Linked DNA regions of Homo sapiens: regions 1, 2 and 3 are each linked to region 4. Evidence: chromatin loops called from intact Hi-C (ENCODE). Cell type or tissue: mammary epithelial cell. All regions are shown on one strand. Region 1 has its middle 51 kb from the start of SPSB4. Region 2 has its middle 40 kb from the start of SPSB4. Region 3 has its middle 19 kb from the start of SLC25A36. Region 4 has its middle 40 kb from the start of PXYLP1.

The links. Hi-C counts contacts between places; a loop is a spot of excess contacts. Peaks named below come from ENCODE experiments on the same cell type or tissue, not always from the same donor. Only the 100,000 strongest peaks of a DNase experiment are listed, where the experiment ranks them.
Region 1: it touches region 4 in a loop (15-fold over the local background); 106 of 110 quality-filtered maps call a loop at or near these places.
Region 2: a loop joins it to region 4, with 10 times the contacts of the local background. A loop is called at or near these places in 100 of 110 quality-filtered maps.
Region 3: a loop joins it to region 4, with 12 times the contacts of the local background. A loop is called at or near these places in 13 of 110 quality-filtered maps.

The regions. Positions count from the first base shown.
Region 1 is chr3:140,999,274-141,001,773 of GRCh38, forward strand. No RefSeq gene overlaps it. Among named protein-coding and RNA genes, the nearest start is that of SPSB4, 51 kb to the right of the region's middle. RefSeq lists a silencer at 857-1,036. In mammary epithelial cell, a CTCF peak has its summit at 957 (motif pointing right); no DNase peak of the experiment used is centred here.
Region 2 is chr3:141,010,314-141,012,813 of GRCh38, forward strand. No RefSeq gene overlaps it. Among named protein-coding and RNA genes, the nearest start is that of SPSB4, 40 kb to the right of the region's middle. In mammary epithelial cell, a CTCF peak has its summit at 1,379 (motif pointing right); no DNase peak of the experiment used is centred here.
Region 3 is chr3:140,921,801-140,924,300 of GRCh38, forward strand. No RefSeq gene overlaps it. Among named protein-coding and RNA genes, the nearest start is that of SLC25A36, 19 kb to the right of the region's middle. In mammary epithelial cell, a CTCF peak has its summit at 1,036; no DNase peak of the experiment used is centred here.
Region 4 is chr3:141,191,057-141,193,556 of GRCh38, forward strand. No RefSeq gene overlaps it. Among named protein-coding and RNA genes, the nearest start is that of PXYLP1, 40 kb to the right of the region's middle. In mammary epithelial cell, a CTCF peak has its summit at 1,430 (motif pointing left); a DNase peak (open chromatin) is centred at 1,375.

The sequences.
Region 1 (2,500 bases), 190 kb before region 4:
GGTCACGCTTATGCTGGTCTTAGTGGTTCAAATGATGACACAATGCAGACACTCATCTCTGCAGTGTCTCAATGTCTGGTCACCATACCTTTCTCAGGACAGATCTGCTGCACTTGCCCAGCTACCATCAAAACTGGGAAAGCGAATACCAGGAGGGATCCAAGTGGATCTTCTGGTTCCCCTTTATTCCTCCCTACCCTCATTGTGCAGCAGAAAACCATAAGTTTCTCCTAATGATGAGGGCCAATTCTCCTTGATAAAATGAAGACCCCTCTTCTTGCCTGCTGGCCATGAAGAACTTGACATGCCTAGGTGGCAGATGCAGCTTATGGTTCAAGTGGGTTCTTGGCATAAGTGTTCCTCTCTTTGGGGACCCAGACCTCTAAGTTTGCAGAGCCCAGAGTTGCAAGAAGATGAAACTCACCAGCTAGAGGTGATAGGTGGAATCACCCCTTTGGATGCATGCATTCCTCTTTTTGGGGATGCAGATCCACCTAATAGTTTTCAGTTTGTATACAACATCCTGGAGGATAGTGTCCCATCTTGATTCAGTGTCACCTGTGAACTGGAACTTCAGCTGTGCCTTCAGCAGGCCATTGCAAGCCTATGAGGTCAGAAGCTTTTGGGTGGTAAGTGTGATATAACCAGTAGATCTTGTGATCACAGGCCTGCTCCTATACCTCCTTCCCTGGAAAGTGGGCCCCCTGGTCTGATGTGATGTGCAAATGGGTCATATTTTCTGTAAGTTCTCAGATGGAGGTGCTGTCAGGAAAGGCAAACCCATATGTAAAATATGTGTCCATTTCTGTCCAAACACATTTCTGGCCCTTCCTTAATGCAAAAGGACAGATATAGTCAACTTCCCACTTCCTGGCTGCCTGGTCCCCTCAAGGAATGGTGTCATGTCTGGGGCTTAGCATTGGTCTCTGTTGCTGGAAGGTTGGCCACTTGGTGGCAGCAATAGCTCGATCAGCCTCTACGGGTGGAAGCCCATGCTGCTGGGCCCAGGCAGAGCCTTCATCTCTGCCACTGTGGTGACTTTGTTATTGTGCCACTTGTCAGCACTAGAGTAGGCATTTAAGATTTTCAGAAGCATCAACTCAGATGACTCTGTCACATGTGCCCCATTCTTTCCCAATCAGAGCTCTGGCCTGGGCATAGCAGACCTACTTTGGTTGGGAATTCAATCTTTGGAGCTGGTCTGCTCTGATGATTAGATCCTAGGCTTGGTCCTTAGTCTCCTTGCCCTCCCACTGCAGAGATGAGCCCTTCTTTGTGTGCTGCTAAAGAAGCCCCCCTGGCTTTCACACTTGGCTTTCAATGACCTGCTAATCACTCAGCCATTTGTTAATTTTTTTCTAGAGCTGTGATAGAGCTTATATCTCTATATACTAGTTTCCCCTGATTTTTCAAATGCTTGATATGTTCTACCACTTAGTGCATTTGCCTTTGCAGTTTCAGCTATAAAATAGAAACCTTGCGCTAGATGTCTATCTCTACTTGGACCATATCTCACTCCCTTTACCTTTTTACTCCCTCTTGCCTGGAATGCTGTCATCATGCTTGAGGCCAAGCAACCTGTGACAAGGTAGTCACAAGCACACAGGACATGACTAAGCAGCAAGACAAAGAAATCATCCCAGATAGCAATGTGGAGCAACGGTACCACTCTAGACAACCAACCTTTGATCTTACCATTATACAACAAAAATGAAACCAGCTGAAGCCACTAGATTTTTTATTTCTGTTTCAAAAAAATGTAACTCATCTTAACTGTGTTGATTATCAAAATATTATACTAAGCATTTTTTAAATTTAGATGAAATTAACAAGTTCATGAGAATCACTTGCCAAATTAATTAGTACTGGCTTATGAAGAGAAATTTAATCTGTGGTTTAAAATTTTCTCATAGCACACCCAGAAATCCTAGATTTTAACCATCAAGTTTCATCAACCACTTATGGAACAGATCATTGCAAATGTACGTATATTTTTCCAGAAAACAGAAAATAATGGTACACTCTTTAATCATTTTTTGATTATTATATCTTGATTGCAAAAGCAGGAACAAGAAGGCAGTATGAAAAATTGCAGGCCAATCTCATTCATGAACTTGATAGGCTCAAAGCAAAAGGAATTTATTGATGGCATTTTTAAAAATATAATAAATTTATAATTAAATTGGGTTAATCCCAGTAATACAAGGTTAGTTAACATTTAAAAAATTATCAGTGTAAATTTTTCACATCAGCAGATTAGTGAAGAAAAACCACATGATTCTCACAGGTGTGGAAAAAGCATTTAGTGAAATGTTATATTCATTCGAGATAAAACTCTTTGCAAACTAGAAATGGAAGGGGAATTATTTAACCAGATAGAAAATATCTTCAATAAACCTATAGAAAACATCATACTTAAAGTGACATATTATAGTAGTTTCTTCAAAATCAAGAACAAATCAAGAACGTCTGCTTTTATCACTTTTATTCAATATCATAA
Region 2 (2,500 bases), 180 kb before region 4:
GTACAGTGAGCTATGATCACGCTCCTGCACTCCAGCCTGAGTGACAGAATGAGACCCTGTCTCAAAAAAAAAAAAAATGCCCAGTGGGGCAGTGAACACCATGTCCTGTGTGAAACAGTGGAGGAAGGCAAGGTTATACAAACAAGTGGTTACCAAAGGGTATCATAAAATCACTACGGTTTCCTAGTTCAGACAGATCTAGGTTCAAATCCTGAGGCTAGCACGTGCTTGGGAACTTGAGCAAGTCATCTTCTCTTATTTTTCCCATCTGTAAGATGGCAATTATAATGACCAATACGGTTGCTTTGGCCATTAAATTTGATGAGCACCTGTGAGAAGGTTTGGTACACAGTAGGAGGCTGGTAAGTACAGGGTCCTTCATGCCACCCCACCCCAATCCCCTCCCCAGCTGGAGGAAAGCAATCAATTGCACTTTCATTTAAACCCTTTAGCTGCCTGATGTATGCTTAGAGAAAATTTTGCCAGCCTTAGTCTTTTCCTCTTCCAAAAAAAAAAAAAAGAAAAAAATGAGCATTGAGAAAAGAAAGAATATATATATATTCTCATATATATATATGAGAAACTTTGTCAGTAAGTCAGGTGTTCATCTGTATGAAGGAAAGAAATCACAGTGTAAATTCACCTTGCCTCAAGTTCCGCAAAGCTAAAGTCAAACCATAATTTGGGAGGTGAGAATAAATTGGTCAATTTTTGGTAGAAGAAATATAGATTTTTCACATTGATTCCTCTCATGCCATTGCTCTTAGGAACTCCCATAATAAATTCCTTCTTGCGGCTGAATACCAGCCGTGTGTGTTCTGTGGGACCATGTGCCTAAAGGGAGTCCCTGCTTATCCAGCTTGCATTTTGGGCTGAGTGGTTGTTAGCAGAAGAGTGACACAGAGGCATTTCATCTTTACTCTTATGATACTAGCAAAACATCGTTAGATTATAAATTCATATTATCCAGGGATTCGTTACCCCAGCCCAAGTTAATTGGCATGGCAAGTGTCTTATGAGAAAAATCTGCAGCGTTAGCTAAGTGTTTCTATATGAAACAGAGACAGTTGTGTAGATGGTTAGATGTCCTTACTCTTTGTTACTTCTCTTAGAGACTGAGAATTCAATTGTTGAGGTGCTCAGGGTGCAACTGTTTCAGCATCAGTAATTTCCAGTGTCTTCTGCTTCTTCATCTGGCAAATGGAGACAATAATACCCATCCCCTAGAGTTGTTCCTGAGATCCAGAAGGAGCATGAAAGAGAAGGCACTCTCGTTGTGATGATTTTGCTCTCATTCTGGAAGCTGCAGAGGAGACGTCTGCATTTCAGAGAGATGCGCTGTGCCAGCGATTCTCAGCAAGAACAGGACTGTGCACGAGGGGGCGCTCGGGAGGCTTGAGCGGTGCTTTCCGCCTTCAGGCTGATAGGAGAGGAGGACACTTGGTGGGTGTGGATGGGGGTTGCTGGCAGCCCTGCAAAGTGTGGGACAACTCCATACAACACAGCTGTCATGAACCTCACATGAATTCTTAGTATTCTACCAGAAACTGACGTAGTGAACCACCTGCTCATAACTACTTGATCCTAGAACTCTGTTTTATAAATAAACAGAAGTATTTTTGGGTGGTTTCAATATACAGTGTTTCCTAGAAATGCATCTACTGTGTAAATCAAGGCAAAATTCGTTTGATTGAAACTTTGCCGAGAGTTGTTTGCCATTTCAGACAGCCACAACACCAGTGACACTACCACTCCTGTATCTGAGTCACAAATAACCCCCCTGGTTATCAGCCTGCATTTGAAGCTGCTTTGCTCACAGTGAGTTTACCTGTAAGTATTGGCATCTGACTGCTTCATCGTATCTGCTGCTGAAATTGTGCCCGAGCACCTATATATTAAACTACATATTATTACAAATCACTTTCCTTTTATTTCTCCTTTATATTGGAATTAGGACATTATATTGATTGGGATATATTACATGTACATTTTTTTCAAGATGATAAAGGAGGCCTTGCAAAATATTTGTTATACAAAGGGAAGTTTGATCAGGAAGGCTGAAACCTTCTGAACTAGGAGATCACTGAAGTTCCAGAATTCTGCATCATGTCTGATTTGGATGCTGTGGTTTATATCGATTTAAATTAGGTTCATCTGCCTGGAACAAAATACCCAAGTAAGAGGCTTAAACATGACAGAAGTCTGTTTCTCTTTCTCAGAAATGAAGTACAAAGATAGGCATTTGGGGCCGGCATGTCAATTCTAATGGTCATCCATCAGGGACCCAGCCTCCTTCTCCGTTCCTATTCCCTTATCCTTAATGCCAGGCTTCCATTTTCAAGGCTGTTGCATGATCCAAGATGATATTGGAGCTCCAGTCATCATGGCCACAGTTAAAGCAGGAAGCTAGGAATGGGAGGAAGGCAATAGGGTGCCCCGCCACTATCTGTTCCCTTATAAGGAGCTTACTCAGAAGTCCCATGCCACAACTTCTACTCAT
Region 3 (2,500 bases), 270 kb before region 4:
GACTTGGCTTCACTTTTTTATTTAAATCTTTGATCCACCTGGAAATTATTTTGATCTAAAGAATGAGGTTAGGAATCCAGGTATTGTTTGGTTTTTATAGATATGCTAATTCAGTTATCTCAACATGACTTATTGAATAATTTATCTTCCCCCAGTGATTTGAAATGCCACTTTCATGCTAAATTTTCATATGTACTTAGATCTAAAAAACAGAATGCTTTTTAAAGTCTGTATTTTGTGGTTACTTAAAATAGAGGGCACCTATATATACCTAACATTATAAACCACTGTTGTGTAACTGCATTGGGCTGGGATTTCCCCAAGGACTTATTGGGGACTCCATGAGAACAGAGGCCATTAGCCTGGGAGCTCCTTGAACTTGTCTACTCTCTCAAACTGACCATTCCCTAAGGGCAGGAATCCAACTGTACCTATAAAGAGGCCTTCCCACAAAAAGACATTCCTTCCCCCATTAGATAAAAGGGCCCTTTTGCTTCTGTGAAGATGAGAATGCCAAAGGCAGAGGCTGTGGCCTCTGTATCATCTCCACAAATCACTGGATACCTGCCTGGAATACTGGCCATTCTCTCCTCTTTATTGATTGTCTCTCCACTTCTTAAAACTGTGTTCCTGGCCTCAGGGCCTTCTGAAGAGAGGGTGGCAATGTGTGTTGTGGACCAAGTAAAAGTGATGACCACCTCTGTTTGGTGTCCAGAGCTGACATTCCTCCTGGACAGCAGAAAAACACTTGGGGATAGAGGGTTGCCTTCCCTTCAAAGTCAGGCCTCTCAGGAAGTCAGGTTCCTTACTTCTTGGCCAGCTCAGTGGTCTGGGCAGGAAGAAAAGGTCTTCAGCTTCGTGACCTCTGCATGTCCCATTCCTCACCTCCTCCAGAACTGTTTTGCTTTCCTCTGCATTGCCAGCTGCTGCCCTCCCCACCCTGGGCTTCTCCTTCCTTTTGAATGTTTTATTTTCCTTTTCATAAAAGATAAGTTTGCAGCTTTCCTTAAGAGATCAGGATGGAGTTGAGCAGAGAGTCCTCTAGGTGGAGTAGTTATCTATGGAGACACAAAGAAGGGGATGTTGATGAAACCCTCAGTATCATCAGTGAGGGTTTCATCAATATCCCCTTCTTTGTCTCACCACAGATAACTACTCAGGAACCTGAATTGGGGGAGTTTTAGTATTTTCAAGAATTCCACATGTCAAAGTTACTCACTGCTGCCCAGACTTTGTGTTAGCAAAAATTCATTATTATTATTTCATAAGGAATAAATTAATAAAACATGCAATTAAATGTTCCCTTTTAGCAACTCTATATCATTAAGGCCTGCAGGCTCAGGTCTCCACTGATGAGCTTGCTCCGCAGGCAGATCTGAGACAGAGGCTCAGCTGCTCAGGTGAGATGGGGCAGCCAGCAGCCCTCCGCTGAGCCCCACAGTAAGCAGTGGAGGGAGAGACTAGCGCAGAGGACAGAAGGGCACTAAGGGATGTCAGGGAGGGGTTGGGAGGTTGGAGGGTGCATTTCCAGCTCTGATACTCACCACTGTTTTCACTAGAGTCTCTGTTTCTTCATATCTAAGATGATGGTGGCAATTCCCTCTCACATGATTGTCATGAGGATGAAATGAAGCTGCATATAAAGCAGGTATCTGGCATATAGGGACTTGAATGGCACTTACTATTCCAATCAAGTCATCCAAGACTCATTACAGTGGCCTTGTTGTAGTCATGGAAAGTGTTCATAGATTAGCACCTCATACTGCAATGATGAATTTGGGTTGATAATTATTTTACTTTATTTTATTTTATTTTTTTGAGAGGCAGAGTCTCACTCTGTCACCCAGGCTGGAGTGCAATGGCACAATCTCGGCTCACTGCAACCTGCGCCTCCCGGGTTCAAGTGATTCTCTGCCTCAGCCTCCCAAGTAGCTGGGATTACAGGCACATGCCACCACACCCAGATAATCTGTTGTATTTTTAGTAGAGACGGGGTTTCACCGTGTTAGCCAGGATGGTCTCGATCTCCTGACCTTGTGAACCTCCCACCTCGGCCTCCCAAAGTGATAATTATATTTTTATAAAAGATGCCATGCATTTTCTCTTTTTGTTTGTTCTTGATTGACTAAAACAGCAGAAGGTGCCATGTACTTTCTTCCTCATCCCCACCCACTTACTCTCCCCCTTATCTTTGGCCCTCCATCTAGCAGAAAATCTGTATTCCTCTATGAGTACTCTAAGCCACACCTACAATCGCCCTAATCTAACATGACTGATGTCCTTATAAGAAGAGGAGACTGGAACACAGATACACACTGACAGACAACCATGTGGCAGGGTCCCAATGAGAAGGCAGCCATCTGCAAGCTAAGGAGCAAGACCTTAGAAGAAACCAAGCCTCCCAAAATGTCCATCTTGGGCTTCTAGCCTCCAAAACTGTAAGCAAATTTCTGTTGGTGGAGCTACCTGATCTGTGGTACTTTTTGTTATGGCAGCTCCA
Region 4 (2,500 bases):
CAAGAGTGATCAGTAATGTGATAGAGGGAAGCACAAATGCCTGTGGGGGCACTAATGAGGGACCTCACCCAAAGGAAGCAAAGTCTAATCAATTGCTTAGATGGATGTACAGATAAGTGGGTGCATAGGTGGATGGATGGATGCATGGATACATGGATGGATGGATGTATGAATGGATAGGTAGGTGGGCGGGTTGATGAATAGGTGGGTAGATAAATGGATGGATGGATGAATGGATTGATGGATGGATGGATGGATGGATGGATGGATGGATGGATGGATGAGTGGATGGATGGATGGATGGATGGATGGATGGATGGATGGATGGATGAGTGGATGGATGGATGGATGGATGGATGGGCGGGTGAGTGGATGGTTGGGTGAATTGGTGGGTGGCTCAATGATTGGATGAATGGATGAGGAAACATCACAGAAGGCAGTAGAGAATGAGGGCTCAGTCCTGATTGGAGCAATCATCCCTTCCCTAGACTGTAAGGGGTGGAGACAATATATGAGTCATCCCTGGATTCCAGTGTCTGGCACAAGCCTGACACATGGTAGGCATTCAATAAATGTTTGTCAAGTGTGTGAATCAATGAGAGCTAATGAACACCAGGCATTGAGAGAGTTCAGCCAAATGTCTTACCCTTTCTGGGCCTCAGTTTCCCTCCATGTAAATTAGATATGAAAACATGCACCACCAGAATTTATAACACTACTGGTGCTGCAAAAGGTAGACTATGCTTGTGAATCTGCTTTTGAATTCACTGTGCGGCAGGCCTCAGAGAAGTAGCATCTTTTACTTCACCCAGTTTAGCACTCCACCCTTTGATATGTGTGCATTAGCTTGATGCCTAACTATCGCAACATTGGGATACGTATTGTTATGATCATGTCCCTTTGACAGATGAGGCTACTGAGGCTTGAATGGATGGATAAGCAACCTTGAAGCCAGACCCACCAATCCTGGCTCTGCTGTGTAAATCTGGGCAGATCACTTTACTTCTCTGAACCTCTCAAAGATGTAAAGATTAAATGAGATAAAGCATGTAAAGTGCCTGGCATGCAGGAGGTAATTAATGGTGTTTATTTGTTGCCCAAGCCAGGAAGTTGCAGAGACTGGATTGTGTTCTTTTTACCAAAGCATAATGCTACTGAAGCTTTTAAGTTAATCAACGAAAAAGATTAAAATTCTGGTTGGTATATGGTGCTTCAATACATGTAGGGAAGATTTCAGTAACACACTGTGGAACCTGTAATATCTAGAACAACTCACATTGTCAGTGAGCTGCTGTGGCCGCCCCCGTTTGCTGCTCCACCACTCCTTCCGTGCAGTATGTGTCATTTCTTTTCCCCGCCTGCCCCCTGGTGGTAGATTTGGGGACCACAGGCTCAGTCTCTTAACAACAGGCCTTGCAGGAGAGCCAGGCTCATGGCCGCCCCGCATTGCCCTCTGGTGACTGCTGCTAGTTAGCACTTTGCAGAGAAGGAAAGGAGGAATACCGTATGCGCCAAGGAAAGGATTGAAAATGCACTGGCTGGATCTCACTCTCCTGCTCCATCGTTCACTGGTTGTGTGACCTTGGGCGTATCACTTAACTTCCCTGCATATTAGTTTCCCTTATTGGCAAAATGGGTAATACACCCACTCGGAGTTTTTGTGGTGAATAAGATAACTGAGTTAAAACACCTAGCACAAAGTAGATGCTCCATAAAATGTAACTTCTCTCCCAATAAAATGAAAAATAAACAGTACATCATCCAATTATTACAAACTGCCTTACCAGTTTCATAGCAGAGTCAAGTATCTTGATAGATTGGGCCACAGGGTAGGTCAGTTTAGAGGGCAGGGGGAGATAGACAAAGGGGATTGTTAGGAAAATTCAAGGCTTGGGTCACAGCTGAGGATTGCAGGTAAAGATTCAAGAAGACATTGAAGATCTCTAGTCTAGGGGGAGTGGCCAAGATGGCCGACTAGAAGCAGCTAGTGTGTGTGGCTCTTAGGAAGAGGAACGGAAAGGGTGAATAAATACGCACCTTCAACAGAAACCTCCAGATACTCGCACTGCGACTAATCAAGGAAACAACACGACCAGGGAGGATAGAGAAAAGCAAGGCAGGATGACAGCCCACCTAGGAGCAACATAGAGCCAAGGGAACCTCCCCTGCCCAGGGAAGCAGTGGGTGAGTGGGCGACCCCAGGAAACCACATTTCTCCCACGGTTCTTTGCAACCCTTGAATCAGGATATCCCTTGTGAACCCACTTAGTCAGGTCCTTCAGCCTGACACACGAAGCTATGTGGAGTCTCAGCAGAGCACCTGCTCAGGCACGCGTGCATGGAGACCCAGGAGCTTTGGATACTCCAGCTCCGGGCTTCCCAGCAAAAGTAACCGCAATTCTGACAAAGCAGGTTAGACCCCTATACATACCCCTAGGAAAAAGGCTGAATCCAGGGGGCCAAGCACTAATGGTCTGCAGGCCCCACTTCCACAGTGCCT